Linked DNA regions of Homo sapiens: regions 1 and 3 are each linked to region 2. The links are chromatin loops, found by intact Hi-C in ENCODE. Cell type or tissue: GM12878. All regions are shown on one strand. Links, peaks and the distances in the headings refer to the core of each region. The heading gives the core; the rest is flanking DNA. Region 1 overlaps SLC10A7 (solute carrier family 10 member 7). Region 2 has its middle 26 kb from the start of LINC01095. Region 3 has its middle 90 kb from the start of ZNF827.

Region 1 (5,000 bases), core at 1-5,000, 240 kb before region 2:
ATTGCAGAAGTGTCCCTGCAAAGGCTAAAATAATTATTACTTGGCCTTACACAGAAAAAGTTTGCCAACCTCTGCTCTAGAATCTAAATCCATTTTTTAAAATTTTAATATGCCTACAAATTACCTGGGGATCTTGCTAAGATGCAGATTATGACATAGTAGTTCTGGGGCGGAGTCTGATATTCAGCTAGTTCTCACAAGCTTCCAGGTGAAATCAATGTTGCTGGCGCTTAGATCACATTTCAATCTAGTGAGGATCTAGATTTCAAAAAGATATTTAGCAGATTCACCCATTTTAAGACAACAAAGAGAGTAAATAAATTATGAGTTAGAAGTCACTTCAGTTGGTTAGAATCTTGTTTAAATGATAGTGTTCATGAAGTGTTAGGCAATCAATGTCACCTTGGAGAGAAGTTTTTCTGGTCATTTCAAAATGATTATCTTATCATCATTTCCTTGTATGGAAATATTAGCTCAGTGGTGGTATTTGATGGGAGCAATAATGGGCTTGATAACTCATATGTTTAGATGACCAATATCAACTGGGTTGGTCTGCGGGACAGTTCCTCTGTTGGGCGACAGTTCTCTCTGTGTCTCATATTTCTATACATTTTGTCAGCAGAGGCACTGACTGCCTTTTGTTCTCAACTCTGGAACAAAGGGCAGCTTTGCTTTCTGCCTCTTATAAAAGATTCAGGTTCCCTAAGCTCAGTATTCCTTTCCTGGAATGCAGTCCACTGCTTCTGCAGGCATCCATTCGAGCCCATCTGCATCACCTGCTTGACTTGGGGACAAGGGGAAATGACACCAACATCATGCTTAGGCTGCTTGCTGTTCTATGAGTGGTAAAATCCTTTGGCTCTGATCCAGGACTCTTTTTTTTTTTTTTTTTTTTTTTTTTTTTTACAACATCTGTGGCAACACTTTAATGAGTTAAAAAGAAAGAGACAATAACATTCTATTACAATGCTCTTCCAAAAGTTTTTGGCAAAAACAAAACAAAACAAAACAAAAACCTTCAACTATTGAGGATCCCCAAACACTGACATCATCTTCTCCTGACATCCAGCCATCCACATCGTCATAGCTCATTCATCCAGGATCCAGGACTCTTGAGCCTTCTGCCAGCATACTTGAATGTGTGGCAGGCCGACTTGTCATCTTGAAAGTGTGGTAATCTCAGACCCTTCACCAACTTAGACTCTTTCCCAATAGTCGTAACACAGGTTCCCAATCACTGACTTTCCCCTTCCTCTGCACCCATCTTCCCCTCATTTTAGTAAAATTCTTCATGTTCTACAAAACAGAGAAAAGAGAAAGTCTTACATGAAAATGTCTTCAACTTTCCAACATCAAGCATTCAAGCCTATGTTCATCTGTACCTACTATAACCTCTGCTCTTCTTTTACAATAAAGAGATACCTACCCTCTGCTGTTCTACAAGTTAAACCCTCTAGCTGTGCTAGGGCTCCTTCCCTGCTGCCTCTTTAGTTGCAACAGGTAAAATTCCTTCTCTTTACTAAATCTCTATTCCTGTGACCCCCTTTTGCCTCTTTTCTATGAATTTTAAGAATCCTCAAGATTCTTTCAAAACAAAGCAAACAACAAAACCAAAAACAACGAACTCCATTTACCACACTTTCATTCTTCTTACATTGCTGCTGTTGTTTCTCTCCTCCTCTTTACAGCTAGACTTCTGGAAAGACTTGTCCAAATTGCCTCTTTTCCCTCCTTACTCAGCCCTCCATGTACTCCAATTTAACTTTCACACTAGTCATCTATTGAAATTGTTTTCATCTAGCCTTCAATAAGCTTCAATCTATAGTCTACATTTCTTAACTTATTTTCTGTAGCAGTAAATCACCACACCAAGCTATATGCTGAGGACTACTCAGCTGTTTTCACTGTCCAGACCCTATTCTGAGTTTCAGTCCCATAAATCCAGCTATCACAGTATCTCTAGTTGGAGGCCTTGCAGATACCTCAAACTCATCATCTTTCCCAAGAAAAATGAGTCTGTGCATCCCCAGTTCCACTCTGGCTCAGTAATTGGCTCTATGATCTCCTGTTTGGTCAAGAATCACTTAACTCAGAAAACTAAGAAACTGTTCTTCCTTCTGTTTTGACACTCTCCCCACAAACTTAATTGAACAGTCTACTAGTCTAGTTTTCAAATACGTTTTGAATCTGTTCTGTTGGTCCATCTTGATGACTAAGATCCCATCGCCTTAGCCCAGATCATCTTCTGCCTGGAGTCCTGAATAGCCTCCTGCTTAGCCTGCCTCACTCTAATCTTCTGCTTTAATGTGTTCTCTAAAGTACACACGGAGTGATTCTTACCTAACCACAGAGAGCACTGTGCCAGTTCTATTGCCCCTCCCCACACCCATGGCTGCATAAACTCTTCCAGTGTCTTCCTCTTGCTTTGAAGTGAAGCCCAAACTCCTTACCATGGATTACTAGGCTTTTCTGATTCATCTGTCTTTTAACTTCATCTCTCACAGCTGCACTCCTCACGTTCTGCTCTTCGCTTTCAGTTTCTATATGTTCTTCTTGCCTTCAGTGCCTTTATAGTCTCTTCCCTCTGCCTGTTTCCTCTCCCTTCCCTTCTTCTGTTCTGACTCCTTTGCCTGGTTAACTCCTTTTCTTCTTTCAGTTTTCATCTTAATTGCTTTCACCTCCCTATTAAGCACTCTCATAGCTCACTGTAATGTTCATTTTGAACATTATCATTTTATTGTAATTGCTTAACTGTCTTCTCTAAAAAACGTTGAGGGCATTGATTGTGTATGTGTCATTCACCTCTGTGTCTCATCATCTAATAGGGTCTGGCATGGTAGTCACTAAGTAGGTATATGTTGAATGTGTCAGTGACAAATCAAAATCTGAAAAGATAATAGGCCAAATCTAATAAGCTAATGTTTAATATAAGTGTAGAAGACCCTTAATTTTGGCCTGAAAAAAATCACACTTTTTTGAGAATGAGATGATAGAGGTATTTTTTGATCAAAGTATTAAAGTTAGAGAGGAACCAGGTAGAACTGCTTTCTCTGGTGGGAACTGTTTATGGCATACACTATTATGACATAAACCATATATTCACCTTTTCCCCTCGGCACCAGTAATATAGGATACATGGTACTCAATAAATGTTTGCTTAATTAAATGTAATGTCGTTAGGACAAGCCAGCTGCCATTCCTGTAAGGCCTCACTGAGTGACATTGCTTTAATGGGATCACCACAATCCAGGAATAGGTCCATATCTTTACATATCCAGAAATATCATCAGCACACCTTAGTGTGGTTATGTTCTAGGAGACTGATGTCAACTAGTCAGTGTGCTATCTTCCTGTCAGAAATGCTACTTGGAAAACAAAATTATTACTAAAAGTTTTCTTGACAAGCATGGTGTATTATTCTGTCCTTGCATTGCTATAAAGAAATACCTGAGACTGGGTAATTTATAAAGAAAAGAGGCTTAATTGGCTTATGGTTCTGCAGGCTATACAGGAAGCATAATGGCCTCTGCTTCTGGGAGGCCTCAGGGAGCACTTACTCATGGTGGAAGGCAAAGCAGGAGCAGGCACTTCACATGGTGAAAGCAAGAGCAAGACAGTGAGCAAGGTAGGAGGTACTACACACTTTTAAACAACCAGATCTCACAAGAACTAACTATCATGAAAATAACACCAAAGGGATGGTGCTAAACAATTCATGAAGGATCCACCCCCGTGATCCAATCACCTCCCACTAGGCTCCACCACCAACATTGGAGATTACAACTCAACATGAGATATGGGTGGGGACACAGAGCCAAATCATAGCACGTGATCTCAGACTAGAGAGAATTAACTGGACAATGTCAGTGGCTAGTATTATCCAGCTCAAATAGTTGGATGCCTCTGTCTTCACAATAGTGTACCGTGCCTAATAAACAAAGCAGCATGTTCCTGTCAGCTGCTAGACCATAACTGCTAAATGTTTGATTTGGGCATGTTAAGATCCTTAGTCTGTGAAGGTCTAGTTGTAAAGGGGAAAGTATAGTCAGAGGAGAGGAAAGAGGCCCTTGCTCACCAATCCACCACCACTTTCTTTCTAACTACCCTTCCCTAGGCTCCTAATGTCTCTTTCTTTCTTTCTAAAAGTTTTCTCAGTTATGTATCTTGACATTCATGCTTATAATGTCATATTCTTTGGAGACTATATACCCTGACCATTTTGTTGAAATTTAGATGTGTCCAGAATTCCCTATACCACCTCTTTATAATTTGTTGCTTAGGATTTGTTGACCAGTCTCACTCATTAAATATTGGTTTGACATCATTTTATTCTTGAAGAATAGACTTTTCACTAACTGTTTAAGATATCACTATATACTGACCACAGGACAAAAGATGAAGATAGCCTGGAGGTTTAGATTGACAGTAATCTTTTTTTTAAAATGATATTTCCATTAATACAAGTTCAGAAGAAGGGAGTTGTCAAAGTATAATTTTCGAAAAGTTAAGAACATGATTTTCTTATACATACAGAATGAACACCTGTCAAACATTTATTTAACTGAATAATGAGGAAACCATCAGGATGGTAAAGCTAGTTCTGGGGAGATTATAAAAATGGGGGTTACCCAGGCCATTAGAAAAGCATACTGAAATAAGTATGCTAAATTAGAGACAAAACTGGCCAATGCCTACAGGGCAATAAAACCATAGTTATTGTGGTTATTTTTTCTACTAGACAGAAACCATTTCCATCACTACTGAACAAAACTCTGTAAGTTAACATATACTTTTATAGTCTGAATCTTAACCAATAGTAAATAGAAGTTAAACAAAGGTGGTTAAGTAAACCTTGGATTGGCTGATAGATAATACTCCAAGATGACATTAAAGGGACATGCTGTCCTCTTGTTGCCTCATTTCCAAGTTTTGGTCAATTGTTAATAAGTGAGATTGACCCATAAATGTGGAGCCTTAAATTTATCTGGGTGAGTGTACGT
Region 2 (11,616 bases), core at 3,794-8,793:
CCATATGAAGAAGAATGGAACTGGACTCTTACCTTTCACCATATACAAAAATGAACTCAAGATGGATTAAAGATTTAAATGTAAGACCTCAAATTACAAGAATCTTAGAAGAAAACCTAGGAAACACCACTCTGGACATGGGCCTTAGGGAAGAAATTTATGACTAAGTCCTCAAAAGCAATTGCAACCAACACAAAAACTGTCAAATGGGACATAATTAAAGAGCTTCTGCTCAACAATAAAAACAATCAACAGAGTAAACAGATACAGAATGGGAGAAAATATTCACAAACTGTGCATCTGACAGGGGTCTAACATCCAGAATCTACAAGGAACTTAATTCAACAAGCAAGAAACAAGTAACTCCATTAAAAAATGGGCAAAAGACATAAACAGACACTTCTCAAAAGAAGACATACAAACATATTTAAAAAATGCTCAACATCACTAATCATCAGGGAAATGCAAATCAAAACCACAAGGTTATACCATCTCACACCAGTCAGAATGGCTACTATTAAAAAGTCAAAAAACAACAGATCCTGGTGAGACTGCAGAGGAAGGGGACTGCTTATGCACTGTTGGTGGGAATGTAAGTTAGTTCACCCACTGTGGAAAGCAGTTTGGAGATTTCTCAAAGAACTTACAACAGAACTGCCATTCAACCCAGTAGTCCCATTACTGGTTATATATCCAAAAGAGAATAAATCATTCTACCAAAAGGACACACGCACTCATGTGTTCATTGCGACACTATTCATAGCAACAGAGATGAAATCAGCCTGGATATTCATCAGTGGTGGAATGGATAAAGAAAATGTGGCACATGTACACAATGAAATACTATGCAGCCATAAAAAAGAAAAAAATCATGTCCTTTGAAGCAACATGGGTGTAGCTGGAGGCCATTATCCTAAGTGAATTATTGCAGGAACAGAAAACTAAATACTGCATGTTCTCACTTACATGTGGGACCTAAATATTGGATACTCATGGACATAAAGATGGCAACAATAGACACTGGGGACTACTAGAATGGGGAGGGAGGTGGGCCAGGGTTGAAAAACTATTGGACACTATGCTCAGTATCTGGGTGACGGCATCAATTGTAGTCCAAACCTCAGCATCATGCAGTATACCCAGGTAAAACCTGCACATGTACCCGTTAATCTAAAATAAAAGCTGAAATTATAAAATAAAATAAAACTCACAGGAAAACATATATATGTGTATATACTTTATATATAATACATATATATATATAATGTGTACATATATACTTTGTATGTTTTATATCTATCTGTTTCTAGACCTGAAAGATCTGGGTGCAGATACATAGAATTTTCGCAAGGCAAAGCTGAGCTATTAAGTTACTAAAACTCCCATACATGCAGAAGTCCAGGTAGCTCCTTCTCAACCCTGCTGAGGATCTGTCCTGCCGCTCACACTTTCCATGTCCCACTGCACAAAGAGCACCAGCACTAATGCTCCCCAAGATGTTATTCCTCTTAGTTTACTAATTCAACTGCTTCAGAGCACAGTACCTGGGTGTTTGTCTCTGAGCTTGCCAAGATGGAAATGTACATCTTAGAATATAATTCCCTGGAGAAGGCAACCTCTGCACCCTTCACCCCACGTGTTGCCAGCAGGGTGTCCTGTGCAAGAGTCTTTTCAGGGTACATTTCATGATGACGTCTGACAGAGGCTTCAGTGAATCTCTGACTGCACGGGGAGCTCTAGTGGGCACTGTGGTCAGCACATGGATGAATGCAGGACTGCTGGTGTTCTGGAAGGACTTCTGGACTGACAGGCCTCTGATTGGTTCTGTATCCTGGTCTGAATCCTCACCTGAAGAAGCAGAGGCTTGCATTCCACTCATTCTGTGGTTTTCAAACTGTGCTTCTTGAGTTCTGGGAGAAGAGGGGAAACAGCTGAATTTTAGGGTCCAGGCCCTCACTCTGCTTCAATCAGAGCAGTTCCCCACATATATCCACTCTAGATATTGACTTTCTGAGTTGGACTTTGACCAAATAAAGGGTTCTTCTGCTGCTGGAGGAATAAGGGTGGGGGAAAAGTGGTGAGAAAGGAGGATTAAAAAACACGGGATAATTGTCATAAACTGGTAGGCTATAGCCATGTTTCATTAGTTCAAAATGGTGTTTTAAATTTTTTATAATTTGAAACCAAGGTTTAAAAACTAGATTTCACATCTAAAATTAGAAAAGAAACCAAAAACCAAAAAACAACCGTGTCTCTCTGACTTCTCTTAAAAAGTCAGAAAATCTGGCCACATTCATCTCATAATCCCTCACACTGGCCCTTTGCTTGTGCTGAGAAGCAGTCACTCCCTTCAGGAGGACATGTACCCTCAGTGCACCCTCTCATGACAACCCCTTCTTGCACACCACCCGGACTCCCCCATTCATGCACATTTCCTGCCTTGGCTCTTGTAGGCATTTGGATTCAAGACCCTGAGGCTAGACAATTGCAAAGGCCCTTGCCTGTTCCCATAGCCTACTGGATTTCTGTTACATGCATGGCAATTAATACTAAAAATAAAGCTACAATCCTTCCCTCAAAGTCACCCTAAGTTATGAACATCTTAGTCACAAAAATCCTGCTCATGTTAAGTGCTGGGGTCAGGAGCTGATTTTCTCATGAACAAAGTACGTGAAGCCCCCAGCCATACAAACAGGTTTTCCTTCCAAGGAGTGCCATGTGGAGCTGCAGGGGAACCGCTGGAGTTATTCTCCAAATCTTTTTCTTCTTCTTGTTCCTTCCCCACTTCTGCCTGCAGGGTAAAATTGTACTTTTTGGCCCCCTTGAAGTAGTCCTGGACAGGGAGTTTGAGCAAAACTAACATGAGTCATTTCTGGACATTAGTATTTTATATGATCTGAAACCCTGGGCTCACACTTCCCTCTAGAACAGAGACTGGCAAAGTTCAAGATGGTGGCTGTACCATCAGAAATCCTACTCCTAAGTGACTGATGAACAGAGATCTTTGCTAACTCATAATAGACATCTATTGTGAGCAAGAAGTAAAACTGTGCTGTTTGAAGCCATTGAGGCTTAGAGTTATTTGTTACTACAGCATAATTTAGTCTATCCTGACTACTTAGGTGTTCTGACTGAAAAATACCATTTTCAAGCCCCCAGACTCCATTTTATACTAGCCAAACTTGCCTCTTCTTTCTTTGAAGTCTCTTTCCTTAAATCTAAGCATAATTTTAGAATATTGTTAAGCATTACCTGCCATCATTTTCTCATCTCTTGGCATTGCTCTACACTTGAACTTTACCACCATTTCTCCCGTTATATAATAGATTGGAGGTCACATGTGTTTCCTACTTTGAATAATTCATCTCCACAGAATCTCAGTATTTCAGTTAGAACATTTATTTCTTTCATTTTAATATTTTATTATTTTTGTCCTAAATGTATGACCTTAACTGGTTGCCATGCATTTCATTTCTTCTTGCCTTAAATATTTTAAAAGTTTCAAAGCACAAGTATTACTCATAGAGGGCATAACAAAAAATGCTTGGCTTTAGTTCTGTGTTATTTAATTATAACTGTGTGTCACTCAAGGGATTATTTTTCTTATCTTGATTTCTTTCTGCTTTGGCTCTAGTCTTTGTCTTCCTTGGAATATTTTAATCCCTGGCATTCGGCCAGAGTTTCTGTTGCTGGAGGGTGGACTGCACAGCAGTAGGACCTCTGGGCCTCTCTCGACATTAGGGTACCAAGTCTTTTAAAAGTCCCAGAGTTGGTGTTTTTGCACAGTCATGAAGCAAAGGCTGAGGAAAATTTAAAAATTGAGAGTCATGTTTCTTTCATCTGTTACTACTGCACAGAGTATTAGAATAGGTCATTTTTTAATGATAAGAACTAACATATATTCTATATTCCATCACATATGACCAGTAATAGTTTAAGGGCTTTATGTGAATTACCACCACAACTCACGGGAGAGATCCTATTAGTTCCTCATCTCACAGAGAAGACAGCTGAGGGGGTAATTTATCAGTTACTCAGTTCATCTAACCCTTTGGAGGCAGGGAGGGCCCAGCTATAAGGGGCCATCAGGGGGGCATATAGATACAGAAGGTGAGTTGTGGAGGCGGGAAGGCCTCACTCATCTCCACATTCACTCATTTCATTGTTCAAGAGTTGCTTTTCCACTCTGCCGGGGTGAGTGTGGGGTGGCAAATCTGCCGCTCTCCAGCTAGGTGACCTGTTGTCAGCTTTAAATGACTGCACTAAAGAAAAGTTAAAATTACCAACATCATATTTCTCATGATGGCCTTTCCCCCTAAATTCAAACATGCTCGCTGGGTTCAAGACTCAGCCCCTTCAGGGTTTTCCCAAAGGATATACTCACATTAAGCCTATCATGTGTTGGGAATCACGTGTGTAGATCTGACTGGCCCCAGGAGGGGTCCCTTTCTACCCTCTCACCAGCATTTCATTCTCTCTGTCTAGCACCTTCCCGAAGCACCCCCAGCTCCCACCCCCAATCCCTTGTCACCATGGGGAGGCACTGGGATGTGTGGTCCACTTCTTTCTCAGGGTGTAGCCTAATTTTTTGTAAGTGTCTCATGGGCTTAGCAAAACCCTCCTCAGATGGGATTCTCATACCAGCTGCAACAGAAATAACATTTTCTCTGTATCATTATACTCAGGAACTGACTTTTTAACTGAATTATCACCTGAACCTTGACTTTAGAGGCAATACCTAAGAATTATACACATTTGCCCTTAGTTAATTTTAAGAAGATGCCTGAAATAGGAATCCTATAACTCAAACTTAAAGTCTAATAATCTAAAGATAATGAAAAATCATTAATGAAGTATCAGTGACTCAGTTGAGGTCAACTTTGTAGAGACTGAAGATTACAACACTAAAACCAGTGGGGATTCCAAGGTCCAGATTACTGAAATGTTATACCTTTGAACGCCAAGTATCCTGAGTTACCACACAATAAGACAGACGTTCCTCTCTACACACCACAGACATCTCTTACTATTTAAGGCTCCAACTTACAAGGAAAGAATCAGTAGTTAATTTCCTGAAGCCAAGGAATAATTTCCTTTTAAGTTCCTTTATATTTCCTCTTCATTTCTTAACCTTGTAAATCTCTTATCTCCATTTCTTCTTTATTCCAAGGCTGTTAGAGTGTTTCCTTTTCCCACCATTTCTATACTATTATATTATATATCCCACCATTTCTAATGCTAGAGCCATAGCAGCTGACTTCCTTTATCTCCATCTAAGTCCCCATCAAAAGCCATTCATCTACAGGTCAAGTGCAATCTGTTCCTTCGTGATGTTATGGCTTGGTAGGAATCTAGCTATAGCTCTGTGTAGTACAATAAATGGATCGCAGCACAGCCATCCAGTCATTCTTGCTCTCTGCTGGCTGGTTTAAAAATTGACAAGGCTGTACTGATTGAGGAGATTGAAGGCAATGAACTGAATCAACTAGTTTTACTGCACTATAATGTGAGTCAAATGTCTGAATGTGGCCTGCACCTTCTCTTCTTTTTTTATAACCTTCCTTAACATCTGTATATAAAACCAACTTCTTTCTTTGCTTCATGCCTCTCTCCTCACTATTTCCAAAAAAAAGTTCTACCAAATCCCAAACACAATTTTTTATATAATAGTGTGGATCCCTTAAAACATGCCCTTTAGAAAGTGAAAATACTAATCCAAAATAAGACTTGAAAACATATAATTTCAACTTAGTCTTGTTTTTGTGAACTAGACAGTAAAACATCAGGTATGCTATCAGAACCTCAGATATAAATAAAGATATCAAGCTATAGTATTTTAATGCTCTATTTTTGCAGTATTTAGCTCACAATTTCATTTTACCGATGCTAGCCTTAACTTTGAAAAGATGACCTCGGACCACAGTTTCTCTGTCACCATTTAGTGATCCCAGTCAGCTACTGAATCTTAGCTTGGTTTGTGTTCAGTTATCTTCCCGTAAGTCTACTATTCCTCCTGGTCATTTGTTCTCAAGGTCTCTCATACTTGCCACACCAGCTGTTTGTGGGTTAAAAACCCTGGTGAACATAGGCACACTATTTTTGGCTCACATAACTACCTATGCTTGTGCAAAATGTTCATATGAAAATAACCCAATTTTAGAATAGTGTTTAAAATCACCTTTAACAAGCAACCAAGCTTAATTGCTCTACAGCGCCATCTAGTGACACTGAATTTGCATCCCAATCCATCATAAACCCATTGGAGACTGTTTCCTGAAGTTTTTTGGGCCCTAAATGGACAGATCTTCTACATTCTCACAAGTTCCCATTATGCTTAATAAATAGAGTATATCTGACTATAGTCAATGGAAGCAGATTTTTTTCTACTACCAAAGGGTACAATACCTTTTCTTATTTCAAAAATGTATTAAAATTCTTCATTCTTGCTGATCTTTTTCTCTCAAGTTGGATAAATTTCTGCCAGAAATCTAAGAAATTTCTTGGTTTTCATGTCAGATCATATGTATCACTTATGAGTACTAACTGTGTACCAGGTGCTGACTTAAGCACTTTAACATCTATTAACTGAATTGATTTTCACAATGGCCTATCAAAATTGTTGCTCTTAGTACACACATTTTGCATTTGTGCAACAAGGGACAAAGATGCCTCAAGTTACACTGCTAGTAAATACTCTCTGGATAAGTATTCCTTTTACTTTATTAATTCCCCTTTGCAAATCTTATTTCTGGGTAATAAAAAAGGCTGTTCCTAAGTTTTTTAGTAATTCATGAAATCAAACACTATTGGCCTAAAAAGTTAAATGCATCTTGTCTCTCTGAGGTCATGTTGGAGAGAATTAGAGCTCTCTATAGCCATGATGGAGGCTATCATGAGAGATATTTTGTAACTTTGAATGAAGGTCATCTCCAGCCTCGAAGAGTTAGCCACCTGCAGCTGTAGGTGTACCCAAAATTGTAATACACAGCTGAAGACAAAAGGAAACTTTCAAGATTCACCAAAGCAGTAAGGTTTATAATGTGAGGGAGACAGGCCATGAAAGTGATTTTAAAAATCTAAGAAAATTAAAATCATGTTGATTGTATAATACCCTGCCCAAACAGCAATAAGTTGGTTGTAGCAGAACTTGGAAAACAGGACAAGAATTTATGTTTATCCAGAACTACCCAAGGGTTATGGGTCTAGAACCCATAGACGTTTTCCTTAAACAAAGAAGTATGCTCTGTTTTTGGACAAGGAGATTCATTACATTTTCCCTGGCTTGAATGATATGTTTTTCAAGACTGTCTACCTTTCTTTGAATGAATGTCATGCTGACTTAGCAACTGTGCCAGTTACCAATTTCTTGCCTCTCAACTTCAAATCCATCCCTTATTACCTACTCTGTGAGGATGGAGCTGGACCCTGTAAATATTTCTCCTTTGGTATCTGGCATGATGCTCTGTTTGTCAGTGGAGGGTGCAAGAAAGACAGAAGAGGAGGAAGGGGTATATCTTTCTGATTCTGGTCTGTTCTCTTCTCTAGGTTCCTTCTACGTGTGGGGCTTCTCCACTGCCAGGTTCCTGCAGCAAGTAGCAGTCACCAGCACCCAGTGGCCAGCAGCTTCCTCCACCACCTCCTGCTTGACACTGGAGTAAATTCCAAAACATGGCACCACCCTGTGAATAGCTTCCTTGACACCCAAGAAGGTGGGTTTCCAGCAAGTTCTACTGGTGAGGCATTTCAGTGGCTTGTCAGCCATCCTTGAGCCACAGCTGCACTCTCTGCAATAAGATCTGTTTCTTGCTGAGGGCTTTTATCTCAGCCCTAGGAGTAATCTTATATCTGCTATCCTTGTATTCTGTAGAGTAATTTATATTTCTTACTAGTCAATCCATTATTATCCGAATTCTCTATTATAGTTAATAATTCTTTATATTAAACATTCCCTGTTTGAATTACTGTGTGGTTTTTCTCTCCTTTTTGATTGATTTTTCTCTTTTGATTGATTTTTCTCTTTTTTATAGTAAAAATTCCCTGTTTGAAATACTATGTGGGTTTTCTCTGTCACAGTGCTGTTTCATCACGGCTGATAGAGCAGGTATCTTTGTGAAATTCACTCAACTTCCCAAAAACCAAGATTCTTTAAAAAAGAAGTCCCTGAATATGGGGTATAAGTAATCTGTTCATAGTAATATTTACCACTATAACTACGGAATTGGCATACCAGTTTTTACATCAATCCTTTGTAAGTTTAGTTATTTGCTGTTATCTCTCAGCCCAGTCAAATTTGGATGTGCAAACAGAACCAATTCTAGACCTGAAAATCTGAGTACAGACTTGGGACAGGACACTACCATTGAGCTAGACCTCTGTTGGCAGCCATCTGGCTTCTCTAACACCTCTGCTTTACCTCTTGAAATTGCTACGCTTAATGCTACTTTGCTACATTAGGAAAGATATAAATGTACCCAAATGGAAAATATTAGTGATCCAAGAAAGAGCCTTATCTTCTGGTTCATTTTCTTTGTGGTCAGCAGAAGAGGTTAGGATAATATGGTGGTTACTGACAATGAACTTGACCTACTAATAGGTCACAAGCCAGTAGCCATCAATGTGCCATGAAAACAAGTCTTGGGCCTCACTGGACGCTTACAATTTCATTTGATGGACTAGAATTACTCTTCTGCACAAGGTAGAAATATAATCTTAATATTCAACTCCCCAAAGCTTACCAAATTTGGATCACAAAGAGCAAGAAATTAGATGTTGGTCAAAAAGACATTTCTACTTTGAATTTGCAGTATAAAGTTGTTTTTAATCTGCTGTTGCTAGTTTCAAATGAAAGAGTCGAAAATAGACCTTGTCCATATTAGGTCAAGAACTTGATCTCCAAACCACTTTTTTAAACAACTGCCCAGCCTTGCTTACATCAAAGGCACTCTATGCAGATCCAAAGAAAAGCATTTAGAATAGTGTATATTGCTTTACAATAATTATAGAATTTATTCACACAGAGATACAATGATAAAAGAAAGCACTTGTCCATGGAAAGGGATGATTTCTTTCTGCTCCTCTTTCTTGTATATCACCCATCATTGCTAATAAAATCACAGACCTTTAAAACGAAAAAGAACTCATGAACCTACCCTTGATTTCACACATAAATAGAAGGACCTTTAGGTGTTTACCCACCTTACACTTTTAACCAAAGCAATGAAATGCAGAATGCTCTTCAAAACTGTGCAGTACTTATTTTTCTCCTATACATGGTTAGTAAGCTCATTCTCAAACCTGTGAAAACTGCATAAACTGTGCTCCTCTTGTGTGTTCACTAATGGAAAGTGGGATGTTTAATTAAGTACATATGTTCATCCTAATTAGCATTGCTGTTTCTTACCTTTTTAAATACAGGAAACTGCACAACATATATATTGATTTATGTTTTAAATGAGATTTGACTGTTTATTATGTCTATTTGTTACTCAGTTTTAATCTTTTAGGGAACTTCTGCAGATCGATAACCTTATTTATTACATGTTGGTCCTTGTTAGTTTCATTCCCTTTATTTCCATGTTATTGAGAGGTATCCCACTGAAAAATCCTATGTATTATCTATACTATGGACTTTGATTCTCCAAAATCCATCACTTACTTGTGTAGTTAAATGAGAATGGGCTTCACTCATAAAGTTAGATTGTGGGAAATTTCAGAGACTAGGAACTCTTCTGTGCAACTACGGCCTTTTCTGTTCTTTACTTTGATACCTCCTTTCAGGGCCATTGCATGCATACATAGTTGTCCATGTAAATCGTGCTTTCTGGAGTTGTGCAGTGCACAACCTGCATAGCAGTCCTTGGTTATTTAGACTCTTTTCTGCCTGCTCTCTACATATCTTTCTCCTCTCCTCCTTAGTTATAAGAAGCTCTGAGCTTCAGTCTAGAGACAGCATAAAATTGAAAGCAACCAATTTGATCAGCTTGATTTTCAGTTAGCATTTTGTCCCCAAAGTAGCGGAGACTTTTTTATTTTTTATTTTTATTTTATCATTATTATTTTATTTATTTATTTATTTACTTTTTGAGACAGAGTTTCTCTCTTGTTGCCCAGGCTGGAGTGCAATGGAGCAATTTTGACTCACCGCAACCTCTGCCTCCCTAGAGGCAGATTCCCCTGCCTCAGCCTCCTGAGTAGCTGGGATTACAGGCATGCGCTACCATACCTGGCTAATTTTATATTTTTAGTAGAGACGGGGTTTCTCCAATGTTGGTCAGGCTGGTCTTGAGCTCCCGACCTCAGGTGATCCGCCTTCCTTGGCCTCCCAAAGTGCTGGGATTACCAGTGTGAACCATCAGGCTCAGCCTTTTATTTTTATTTTTTACCTTTATTGCTGCTAATGTTGTGACTTTTGAACCTTTCTTTAACAAATTCTCTAGCATGAAAAAAAGAACAAAAAGGGGTAGATACTTGAATTGATGATCTTTTCTGCTAATAGTTCAAGTGGCAGTTTAAAAAAATGAGAACAATTGATTCAGATGAAGTTTCTGGATTTTCCTGAGCTTTCTGATGTCTCCACAGCAAGGATAATTTAAAACTGACCACACAAAACTGTCCTCATTATATTGTTATGAAAGACTACATAAAAATAAATACAGCCAGGTGCAGTAGTACATACCTGTAATAAGCTACTCAGGAAGCTGAAGCAGCATTGACTGAGTTCAGGAGTTTGAGATCAGCCTGGGCAACATAGCAAGACTCCAGCTCAAAAAAAGAAAGAAAGAAAAAGAAAAAGAACACATACACCATGAGAATTCAATCAGCAAGTACTGTCTCAACACAAAAACTTTAACTGATTTCTAGTTTTGCTACAATATAGTTCTTTTAAGCCTGTAAGTGAAAAGATGCTTCACACTTACATGACATTAAAGAGACCATTTTCCCAACCTCCAAAAGTTTAGCCTCTGCTCTAAAGCACTTGTGAAGTACTGCTTATGTGTTTGTGCATGCACACACACATTTAAATACCTGAGACAAGGTAGGGGTTAAAAAAAAAAGAAAGAAAGGTCACAATAAGGGAAACAGGAAAATTATTCTGTCTCATTACAACCACTCAGAGCTTTCTTTTAGTTTAGACAAAGACATGGAGTTTAAATCAATGTTACTAAACAGTACTTGATGTAAGAAAGGGAACTAGCATTGTTTTGTATGCTGGGTGCCACATGCTTTACATGAGCGCTGTTGAATTTCACAATATTCCCAAGAGGTAGGTATAGATGAAAATACATAAATAGGAGCAACTTAAGGAGGTTAGGTAACTTGCCCAAGGACCTATATCTAGTGAATAATGGGAACTCAGTTGGGACCTAGATCTCTCTAACTCTCAGGGACATTTTGCCTTTTAAACATTTGTTTGCTTATTTGGTGTTCATTATGAAAACTGCAAACACAAGGAACAGAAATTATATATCAAATTACCATGTACCCACTATCCCTTTAGTAGATGTTATTACTTTGCCATATTTACCTCAGATCCTTTTAACTTGAGAATAAAATATTACAGACAAAATTAAAGTCACCTATCCTGTTACTGCCCTTCCTCCTTCTCTAAATCAGCCA
Region 3 (11,616 bases), core at 3,303-8,302, 66 kb after region 2:
TTCTGTGGGTTGTCTGTTTACTCTGCTGACTGTTCCTTTTGCCATGCAAAAGCTCTTTAGTTTAATTAGGTCCCAGCTATTTACCTTTGTTTTTATTACATTTGCTTTCGGGTTCTTGGTCATGAAATCCTTGCCTAAGCCATTGTCTAGAAGGGTTTTTCCAATGTTTCTTTTAGAATTTTTATAGTTTCAGGTTTTAGGTTTAAGCCCTTAATCCATCTTGAGTTGATTTTTGTATAAGATGAGAGATAAGGATCCAGTTTCATTCTCCTACATGTGGCTAGCCAATTATCCCAGCACCATTTTTTGAAAAGGGTGTCCTTTCCCCACTTTATGTTTTTGTTTGCTTTGTCAAAGATCAGTTGACTGGAAGTATTTGGGTTTATTTCTGGGTTCTCTATTCTGTTCCATTGGTCTATGTGCCTGTTTTTATACAAGTACCATACTGTTTTGGTGATGATGGCCTTACAGTATAGTTTGAAATCAGGTAGTGTGATGCCTCCAAATTTGTTCTTTTTGCTTAGTCTTGCTTTGGCTAAGCGAGCTCTTTTTTGGTTCCAGATGAATTTTATAATTGTTTTTTCTAATTCTGTGAAGAATGATGGTGGTATTCTGATGGGGATTCTATTGAATTTGTAGATTGCTTTTGGCAGTGTGGTCATTTTCACAATATTGACTCTATCCACCCATGAGCATGGGAAGTGTTTTCATTTGTTTTTGTCATCTATGATTTCTTTCAGCAATGTTTTGTAGTTTTCCTTGTAGAGGTCTTTTGACTCCTTTGTCAGGTACATTCCTAAGTTTTTTTTTTTTTTTTTCTTGCTATTGTAAAGGGAGTTGAGTTCTTGATTTGATTCTCTGCTTGGTTGCTGTTGTTGTATAGAAGAGCTACTGATTTGTGTACATTAATCTTGTATCCAGAAACTTGGCTGAATTCTTTTATCAGTTCTATGAAGGAATCCTTAGGGGTTTCAAGGTAAACAATCATATCATCAGCAAACAGTGACAGTTTGACTTTCTCTTTACAGATTTGGATGCCCTTTATTTCTTTGTCTTGTCTCATTGCTCTTGTTAGGACTTCCAGTACCTACGTTGAAGAGGAGTGTGAGAGTGGCCATCCTTGTCTTGTTCCAGTTCTCAGAGGAAATGCTTTCAACTTTTCCCCATTCAGTATTATGTTGACTATGGGTTTGTCATAGATGGCTTTTATTACATTAAGGTATGTCCCTTGTATGCCAATTTTGCTGAGAGTTTTAATCATAAAGGTTGCTGGATTTTGTCAAATGCTTTTTCTGCATCTGTTGAGATGTTCATGTGATTTTTGTTTTTAATTCTCTTTACATGGTGTATCACATTTATTGACTTGCGTATGTTAAACCATCCCTGCATCCCTGGTATGAAACCCACTTGATCATGATTCCCAGGTCACTGGAGTTGTGTACCAAGGAGGATTATGCCTGCCTCTGCTAAGTCATGCAGGTTGTCAGGGAAGTGGGGAAAACCCAGCAGTCACTGGCCTCACCCAGATCCCATGCAAATTGAAGGGCCGGTCTCACTCTCACTGTGACCTCAACAGCAGCCGGGAGTCTGTTTCCAGGTCAGGGCAAGACGGACTTGGAAATTTGCCCAAGGCTATCTGCTTCCCAGCTGCGAGAGAAAAGGGCTTTAGTTCTCTCCCACCTGTGAAGTCTGCACACCGGATTCACACCCTCCCTTGAGTTCTGGCCAGGAGGCTTCTTGCCCTGTTCAAACTTACAAAGTTCAGCTAGAGAATTCCTTCTCCCCATGGAGTTTTACCCTCTGCTCCTCTAGCCACCCTCCCAGTGGATCCCTATGGTACCAGAGAGGAATGGGCTGCTTGGAGACCCAGAGAGCTCCCAGGGCCTTGCTGCTTCTTCTACCCCTGCATTTTGCTGGGCTCTCTAACTTGACTCAGCTCCAGTTAAGTTGGAAACTTCTCCCACAAACAGACCTTCAGCTTCTCCAGTGGGGGTGTGTGTTCAGGAGAGGAGGGTCTTCCTTTTCCACTTCCGCAGTTGGGGCACTCACAGTATTTGGGGTGTCTCTTAGGTCCTGCGGGAGCAGTCTGCTTCCTTCAGAGGGTTTGTGGGTCCTCTTGGGATTGCAGGTTTATTCTTGCAGTTGATCTGGAGCTAAAATTCACAATGCACGCCTCCACATGCTGCTCTGTTCAGAGCTGCAATCTAGTCCTCTCAGTGAAGGATTTTTCTGACTGCATTCTGAGATCTAGCCTCCTGGCCGGGGCAGCAGGAGGCGGGGTATAGAAAGGCCTGGGAGTCAAGAGCCAGGCTTGCTCTCTTAGTCCTTCCAATCACCACGATGTGACCCGGGCCAACTCTTCCGGTATCCCTGGGCTTCAGTTCCCTCCTCTGTAAAGAGAAGGGTCTTAATTAAGGTCCCTTCCAGTCCTACAAAAGGAAGTTGTAGATCTGTAGTTTCAAAGCTTCTTTCACGATTATGATTTGTGATCAGCTTTGAGGGAAGTAGTGCTAGTGGGTAAACATCAAAGTGTAAGCTTGTTTGCCCAGTTCTAAGCTAGCACCATCACTGACCACAGAGAAAATCACTTCAATGCTCTTAGTTTCCTGATCTGTAAATGCAAACCTTGTTTTCAGATCTGTTGTAAAAATTATGTGAAATAATTAATAAAAATAAAAGTGTATAGATTACAACATACCACAGGCAGGCCAGGCACAGTGGTGCATACCTGTAATCCCAGCACTTTGAGAGGCTGAGGCAGCTGGATCACTTGAGCTCAGGAGCTTGAGACCAGCCTGGCCAACACGGTGGAACCCATCTCTACTAAAAATACAAAAATTAGCCAGGCATAGTGACAGGCACCTGTAGTCCCAGCTACTGAGGAGGCTGAGGCAAAGAATCGCTTGAACTTGAGAGGCAGAGGTGGCAGTCAGCTGAGATTGTGCCATTGCACTCCAGCCTGGGCAACAGAGATTCCGTCTCAAAAATATACATACACATATATATATGTGTGTGAGTGTGTGTGTGTGTGTGTATATATAGTGTATATATACGTGTATATATGTATAAGTGTATATATAATAGACATTTACACATATGTGCACACACACTGTGAAGTTGCATTTTAAAAGAATTTTATTTTCATAAATCTTAATGCATAAAAAAAGTAAAAAAAAAAAATTCTTACCCTGTTGCATGTACTCTCCCTTTCAAACTAGACTCTCTCTATCCTTCAGTGCTCCACAGAGAATGAGACTACAGAGAAATGTAAATAGAAGCAAAAGAAGCTAAATCTTCGTGTTTGAGTTTCTGGGATATATGCAATTTTCTAAGGCAATTCTGTACATGATTTTCTCCTTGTGTGTGCTGACTTGACAGCTTAATTCACACACATAACACACACATACACACACACACATACCTCACACACATACATATACCTTATATACATATACCTTACATAAGTGCTTCACACCTACTATATATATAATCCCTTTTACGGGCATATGGGAATAAAAGCAGAAAATGTGATTCAAAAAATGGAAACCACTCTCATTTTATTTAATTCTTTTAAATTTTGCCATTTAAAACTCATAAATTTCACAAACTATATTTTTAAAATAGACTATTTTTAAAACCTTTAATACTAGTCTAATATATGATCTATTTATATTGCTTTATAGTTTGTCAGCAAATTGTACTTTACACCCACAGGTAAGTGTAGCACTGTTCTGAGCACCAAGAATACATAAGATGGAACAGACACTACCTTATGATCAAGAGGAGACAAGACATATAAACATGTAATTCTCCAAATGTGTACATAAATGCAGTTCTGTAATTAAAGAGTGAATATGAGAGGAGGGAGATTTTCTGGTGGGTTGGTGATGATGGCTATTTTCTTCCCCATGCTATCCTGGCATTTTTTTTCCCCTTCCTTGGGACTGGAATTATAGAATGCAGGGGCAGTTGTTTAGCTTATACATCATGGGCATAAACAAATGGTCATTAATTTAAACATTATGTTAAAGCTAGCCAGAAATAGCTCTTCACAAAAGAGATCAAGTTTATCACTCTCCAAAAAGAAAATGGTAGCTGAGAAAAAAGTTCTGAACTATGTTCAGTTTACACAAAAAACATACTCAGAGTTTTAGAATACGTGGATATTTTAGGGGAAGAAAAGCAGATGCAGCCAAACCCCTATCCTTAATCAAAGGGACAGAGGGTGGAATGTGATCTCTGTTCTAAGCCCATTTTCATTCTTACCCACTTGTGACATGTTGTTGTTGTTTTTTCCCAGCAAACACTCTTATATACGTTACATAACATTCCTAATCACGTTACATATATTAACTGATTTGACTCTCATAATAACCTTATAGGATAAGAACTACTAGTATCATTCCCATTTTATAGATGTAGAAACTGAGGTCCTGAGAGATTCAGTAACTCTCCCAAGCAACTGGGATTCAGCCCCAGGAAGTCTGGCTTCTTAGCCTACATTCTTACTATAAAATTTGCACTGTCTCCTTAGCTTAAGGGTGAACTCTATGCATTTGAACAGCCGAGGGGATGTGGATAGAGTGAGAAAAGAAAGGAAAGGCTTTGAAAGTTATCCTGTTTTTTGAGAATATGAAAAGACAAGAGAAAAAGAAGGAGAGAGCCTGGGATAGCTGTGAGAAGACAATGGAAAAAGTGGAAGAACAGGAAGTGGAAGAAAAAAGCAAAGAGAAATTGACCTTTGCCCTGCTGGGCTCCTTGACGACCAAATCTAATGGCTCAGGGCTGGAGCAGCTAGAACCGGGTGTCTGTGTTTTCAAGCAGCGCATTTAACTTCACGGGGTTTCCCCAGGCTGTCTCTGCAGCAACCCCCACGAGGGCTTCTTTTCACAGCAATTATGAAAGTGATGGTGGGAGGAAGTACTGCTCACTTATTTAGGTTAAAAAGCCACCCAAATAAATGCATTAACCCAGTAGTAAGATTAAATTCCTAGCCCCAAAGGGAAATTTTCAGGAGGTGTCCTTTACCATGTGTAAATTGGAAACAATTTCCTCTCTTGGGCAAGATAACTGCTGTGGGAGGTGGAAATAAATGTAGTGTTTTGTGAAAACTTGGGTTTCTCTGATGAGTTCTGTGAAACACTAACATCTAACAGGAGTTGTTCAAACAGTACATCCTATAACATCTTTTTTTTTTTCCTGTGACCTCAGATCTTAACTTTGGCTTTGCTCTTAAATGACTGTAGGATGGGAATGAGACAGCAGGTTCTTGACAGCTATAGGGAAATGTGTCCCTAAAGAACTTGGTATCAGGAAGGAAAATGAGGTTGTCCTCCAAGAGCTAAACAACAAAATCAATACATATTGTATGGAGCAGAGATGTGCAAAGTCGTCATGTTGAACCTAGTAATCTGATTGAGGAAAATAAAACAACTAAAGGAATAATAGTCAATTTAAGGTACGGTTCGACACCATGAAAGAAGAAAAAGGAGAAGTAAAAGCAGGTATTCCATACATACATTGAGAGTTTGCTAAGCACTGTGCTAAGAGCATGAACAAATTCTGCTCCTGCCTTTATGGGGTTCCAGAGCAAGCTGATGAGTCAATCTAAGAACAGCTCAGGGAAAAAAAATTGCATCTTGGTCAAAGATACCCATCTCCTGGCCAAGAGCAGTGCTTGCCCTTTTGTAGACATTGTTATTCTTCTTCCCATATTTCCACCTCAGGCTCCAGATGAGAGAACTTCCCCCCATCCAACTTGCAGACCATTTTAGGGAACATGTGAACTGACGCATGCTGTCTCTCTGTCCCTCCTTTCATTCTTCTCTCACCAGGGTAAGAGTAGCTAATCTGACTCAAGACAGCATACCAACCACTTGGCTTTACATATCAGAAGGTGGGGTGATGGAGTCGGGGCATTGCTTGTGCACACTCTTTCACCTTCTTTGATTGGCCTGCCCAGTCTCGGGGCCCTCGTACCTCAGCTCCTCAGCAGGCTTCCTTTTGCTTTCCTTCTGCTCCAGTTTCTCATAGTGCATGCAGGCAAGCAAGTCACGTTGGCTCTGCCCTATCTTCAGTCTGGATGAGATATCAAAGGCCAGCATTTTAGCTCAAGCCCAAGTGGAAGTCTCTAGCTCTGAGCACTGGAGCTTTGGGGGCAGAGCCTATCACTCTTATGTCAAAAAGTTCCCTGGGTCTGTTCTTCTCACTGAGAAACTACTGAGGTAAAAGGTAAAGGTTGGTAACCTCACTTCAAGCCATTCTTACCTGATAAAATTAAACCTGTATAGTCACCTACCATCCCCTTTTTAAAATCAACATTCACCAAGCAAACTTTTAATTGCGTTATGAGTTCCCATGGGCTGGTCAGGCTGTGTCACATTTATTGTCATCATAGGTTAATCAGGAGACATTTTGGTTGTCCACACCTCCACTGGATAACATGACCCATATCTGAGATACCAACTCTCAGCTTGTTGACAAACGTGGGTGTCTGAACCTGCAGAGCTAAAGACACGGTTAAAGTCACCAAGTTAATGGAATCCTATGAGTCTTGTGCATGAACAACCAGCTAGTCTTTCCCTTTAATTCCTCAAAACCAATAGCTGCTCTTCTTTGATATGTAAAACTTCCACAAGAACAATCTTGTAAGGTCTTTGAGAGGATTAAAAATAATGCAGGAGAGCACCTAATAGGGTGCCTGACACCCAGTAGACAATAACCATGAAAATTCCTGCTGTTGGTGTTATTTATTGGTACTTTGGAGATAAATATATATGTGTGTGTGTGTGTGTTTGTGTGTGAAATTACTCTTAAAAGGAGTAATAAATAATTACTGTCTATAAGAAGTAGAAGAAATTCTTTCCCAATGTATCTAAAGACAGTGAGGTAGCAGTTAGGCCACAATATTTCTAAAGGCGTAACATTCCCTACCCTTTTATAACTCTTGCAATTACTTGGTCTGAATGGCTCTGTCCAGCCCAACTCCCTAGCTGACCATTCATCTTCCAAATTATACCCAGGTGTCATCTGCTTTAAAGTGCCATGCATTCATGATTTGCCTCAATATCTAATTCTAGCCCTGTGAAGTATGGTTTTAAATCCTGCATGTGAAGGTGTTCATGGTCTGTATGGGTGCACAAGATCAGGGAACCCTCCCAGCTACCTTTTCATTAACTCCTCAGAGGCATTCATTAATGCTCCCAGCAGCAGGGCCTTTAAGTCCTTATGATAAATAACCACAGTAAGAAGTGTACACGCAGTGCACACACATGTGCATATGCATGCACATACACACACATATACACCTATAGAACTGAAACAAAAACCTTACAAAACAATACTTACCCTTAAAATGTAGATTAATTCAAAAGTCTATTTTTTAAATACTAAGACCCACTAAATTGATTTCAAAACCTATTAAAGGCTGAAGCCTGGCTATTTGAAAGGACACTGTAATGAGGACTCTAAACAGAGATCACAAGACCTTGTGTTGTGGACTGAGTCTAGTTTGTGACCATATTTTCATCTTGCAAGTCCTGAGAGTGCTGTATATCTATTGTGATATTTTGCTGTTATTATTGTTGTTTTTGATGTTGTGGCTGACAGATGATTATGAGACGTGGGTTAACTATTGTTTCACATTAGAAACTTATAAAAGTTGGTTTTTAGGAAAAGTATTTTTATTACCCACAACAAAGACTTCTGAGAAACTGGGTATTTTGAGCCTGTCCATAATATGGAGGGAGGAGGAGGAGGAGTGATGATGATGATGATGCTGATGATGGTGATGATTATGCTTTTAGTGTATGAAAGAATCATTGTAAAAGTACAGATACTGCCCACACACCTGGCACCAGATTCAGACCCATGGGAGAGGAGGGATGACACTCTTGCCCACCCAACACTCATTCTCCACAGGTCCACTGACTTGTCACATGGCAGAACGGAGAGCTACCTCAGGCTTCGGGAGGCAGACCCAGGTTATAAACCTGATGACACCATTTCCTATCCCTGCAACCTCAAGCACAGTATCTAATCTCTCTGAGCTTTGGTTCCCTCATCTGTGAAATGGACATAATACCAAATCCATGGACTGTTTGAGAGGATCGAGTGAGATTGCACCATCTGGACATTCATAGATTCATTGTGAGGATCACCTGCCACAGACAATGCAGTGCATTCTCTCCTAAATTCCTTTCAATATTTTGAAGTTTTAACATATGGGTCAGAAACTCAACGGCACTATGAAAGAGAATGAATCTCTATCATATTCCCCTTTTGATCTCAGGAGCTTGGCATTGGATTTATCATAGTCCTTGATTCATGGCACATCCCCATCATTGGTTCATTTATAACCTGCTTTTGCCTATTTGTTTAATTGTTTTTAATAATATCATAAGCACCTAGGTACCCACCACTTCTAACCAAAGGTAAGACCTTGATGATAGCCATTATCATGATGAGTCATGTGATTCCCACACTCTTTTCTTTCTACCCACCTACCTTATCCCCTTGCCTCTCTACTCCCAAAGTAGCCTTCATGTCTTCTCTTTAATTCTTGCAGACTCTATAAAACCTGCTGCCTTGGATGGAGTCCAGTTCAGACCCACACTGAGCTAAACTTTGGCTACATCCTAGGTCACTCCATTAACTATTTAGCCTGGTTCTTTTTTCCTTGGCAGACACATGGGTGGAGGTAGCAAGTATGTTGTGGGGAACAGGGTACTCTAAATGCCCTTACAACCTGAGTTTTTTTAAATCATGCCTTTTCTTCTTGTAGGGCAGCAGGATGGTCTTACTTTTCTTATTTCTCTGGCTGTGTGTTCATTCTATGCCAACCTCAGGAAAACAACATATGGGAGGTGGTGAGGGGAAGAATTCAGCACATGGTATCTTGGTTTAGTTCTCAGAAGCTCAGTAGAAGCTATTCCAAGGAACACTGTCCTTGGCTGAAGTAGGCTCTGTATGTCTACACTGTACTACCAGCTTCTAAAGCCATCATTTCAGCTGAGTGAACTAAGATAGTCAAAAGCTGGCATGGAAACACTTTGTGATGTGATCCTTTTGCTTAAAGGGACAGGAAACCCCTCAGCAGAGATTGCAGAACATTTTATCACCACAAGAGTAAAAACAGAACACCTCTGCTTCTTCACTCTTCTCTTCTCTCGTCCCACTTCTGTTGCTCCTGGGGTTGAAGAATGATTACATAATATCTCTTCTTGGACAGCTAGCTCTTAATTATCCACATTGTGGCATTTTTTGTAATCCTAAATTAAGTTTCTCTGTTACCCTGTACATTACCACAGCACCATCTCCTTTTCTGACCTAGATAGCATATTCTCAAAAACCAGGTGAATACAAACTCTTTATAAAATTAGCTAAGTCAAGTGTGCAAACATACACATTTCAAAGTTGTTCATAAATTTAGGATTATCAGAGCCACCACTCTCCTCTCTCAAGATACTAATAAAATTTTTATTTGAAGACTATTAAACTGTTCCTTAGCTTTTTCTTTTCTAAGATAAATCATCATGGTTTTTTTTATCTGTAGCAAGAATAAGAACCGCTCCACCTCCATTCCACCTCTAGCCCACAGATTACAGGTTCCAATAAACCCTGCTGAAGAACCTGCATTAGTAGACGAAAAATGAATTTCAAAACTTCTGCCAAGAGCTGGGCATAGTGGCTCATGCATATAATCCCAGCATTTTGGGAGGCCGAGGCGGGAGGATTGCTTGAGGCCAGAAGTTTGAGACCAGTCTTAGCAATGTAGTGATACCCCATATAGACAAAAAATGTTAAAAATTAACTGGATGCAGTGGCATGTGCCTATAGTCCTAGCTACTTGGGAGGCTGAGGTTGGATGATCACTTAAGCCCAGGAGGTCAAGGTTACATTGAGCTATAATTGTGCCACTACACTCCAGCCTGGGCAACAGAGCAAGACTGTCTCAAAACAAACAAACAAATAAACGAAAACCTTGTGCCAAGTGTCATCAGAGTTAGATGACACTTTTGTTTAACAAGATACCATTGAGATTCAAAAGTAAGTCCAGACCTGATTTGGAAAGACCTTGAGAATTAAATTTGTCAATATATTTACATAATGAAGTGAGGAAATACAGATAGTGTGTTCTAAAATGAAGGAGAAGAAAAGGAGGTTTCTGGGGGGAGAGAGAAAGAATGGGAAAGAGAGAGAAATTGAGAGAGAAAATGGCAGCAGGCCAGGCCCTGCAGAGAAAGACAACCAATATGAGATACTCCATGGTACAAATCACTGAAGAATTTCAGATGGTGATGTCTAATATGGAACTTCATTTTAAGTTGTACTCTGTTCTCAGCTATGCTAAAATCTCCATGCATCACTCTGAAACTCTTACTGAGCGTGACAGGCTTACACTTAAGTGACTATACCCAATACCCTATGGTAGTGGTGCTCTGGGGAATGAGGGGGAAAGGAGAGTGGGCACATTAGGGATAGAGCAGGATAGGAAGAGTGCTGCAGCCAGAGGATAGTATGGCTATGGGGACAGGCGGCAGGGGAAAGACAACAATCAGTGTCTGTCACAGAGGGGAGACTATGTCTTCCCTTCACTCAACAATCATTTTTTGAGTATTGAGTATGGACCTGGAATGATGCTAAATATTCAGGAGAAACAAGACATTGGCCCTGCACTTCCAAGCTCAATACCTAGCAGATAAATGAGAAAGCAATTAATATAGCTCTGGGGGATACGTACAATAAAATAATTTGCAAATACACATGATACATTAATAACCTGGAGGCGTGGAGGGAAGATCCCAGATGAGGTGATCATTTGGTCATGTTTCATTCAATTAAGAATGCTTTGAGGAGAAGGTGCAGAGCAAGATGACAAAATAGAAGCCTCCACCAATATCTCCCCTCCCCCAAGGACAACAATTTAACAACTATCTACACACAAAAAACACCTTCATAAGAACCAACAATCAGGTGAGCATTCACAGTACCTGGTTTTAACTTCATATCACTGAATGAGGTAGTGAGGCGAATAGGAGACAGTCTTGAATTGCTGACACCTCTCCTCCCCCAGCCCCAGCAGTGGCCATGTGGTGTGGAGAGGAAATCTGTGTGCTTGGGAGAAGGAGAGCACAGCAATTGTGAGACATTGCATTGAACACAGTAGTGCTCTGTCACAACAGAAAGCAAAACTGAGCTGAACTCCTCTGACACCTGCCCACAGAGGAAGTATTTAAACCAGTCCTAAGCAGAGGAGCATCGCCCATCCCAGTGGTCAGAACTTGAGTTCCAGCAAGGCTTTCCACCGTGAGCTAAAGTGCTCTGGAGTCCTAAATAAACTCAAAAGGCAGTCTGGGCCACAAGGACTGCAACTCATAGGCAAGTCCTAGGGCTGAACTGGGCTCTGAGCCAGTGAACTGAGGGGCATGTGACCTAGGGAGACACCTTTCAGGTGTCTGCACAGCTCACAGCTCCAAAAGAGACCCCTCCCTTCTGTTTGAGGGGAGGAGAACAAAGAATGGAGAGGACTTTGTCTTGCATCTTGATACCAGCTCAGCCACATTAGGATAGAGCACAAGTCAGAGTTATGAGGCCTCCATCCAGGCCTTAGTTTCA

The links. A loop is a pair of places that touch in the nucleus more often than their neighbours do. Peaks named below come from ENCODE experiments on the same cell type or tissue, not always from the same donor. Only the 100,000 strongest peaks of a DNase experiment are listed, where the experiment ranks them.
Region 1: a loop joins it to region 2, with 5 times the contacts of the local background. A loop is called at or near these places in 23 of 110 quality-filtered maps.
Region 3: it touches region 2 in a loop (7-fold over the local background); 2 of 110 quality-filtered maps call a loop at or near these places.

Annotation. Positions count from the first base shown.
Region 1 is chr4:146,331,157-146,336,156 of GRCh38, reverse strand. All of the region lies in intron 5 of SLC10A7 (solute carrier family 10 member 7), which reads left to right. Among named protein-coding and RNA genes, the nearest start is that of MIR7849, 75 kb to the left of the region's middle. RefSeq lists enhancers at 2,034-2,123, 2,134-2,183, 2,304-2,373, 2,454-2,563. In GM12878, for the core only: no CTCF peak of the experiment used is centred there; a DNase peak (open chromatin) is centred at 2,606; H3K4me3 peaks cover 1,703 bases; H3K27ac peaks cover 1,157 bases.
Region 2 is chr4:146,089,898-146,101,513 of GRCh38, reverse strand. No RefSeq gene overlaps it. Among named protein-coding and RNA genes, the nearest start is that of LINC01095, 26 kb to the left of the region's middle. RefSeq lists an enhancer at 1,622-1,861. In GM12878, for the core only: a CTCF peak has its summit at 6,220 (motif pointing left); a DNase peak (open chromatin) is centred at 6,141; H3K27ac peaks cover 376 bases.
Region 3 is chr4:146,023,345-146,034,960 of GRCh38, reverse strand. No RefSeq gene overlaps it. Among named protein-coding and RNA genes, the nearest start is that of ZNF827, 90 kb to the right of the region's middle. RefSeq lists enhancers at 2,132-2,181, 4,515-4,734. In GM12878, for the core only: a CTCF peak has its summit at 5,661; DNase peaks (open chromatin) are centred at 5,030, 5,150 and 5,420; H3K4me3 peaks cover 1,125 bases; H3K27ac peaks cover 2,521 bases.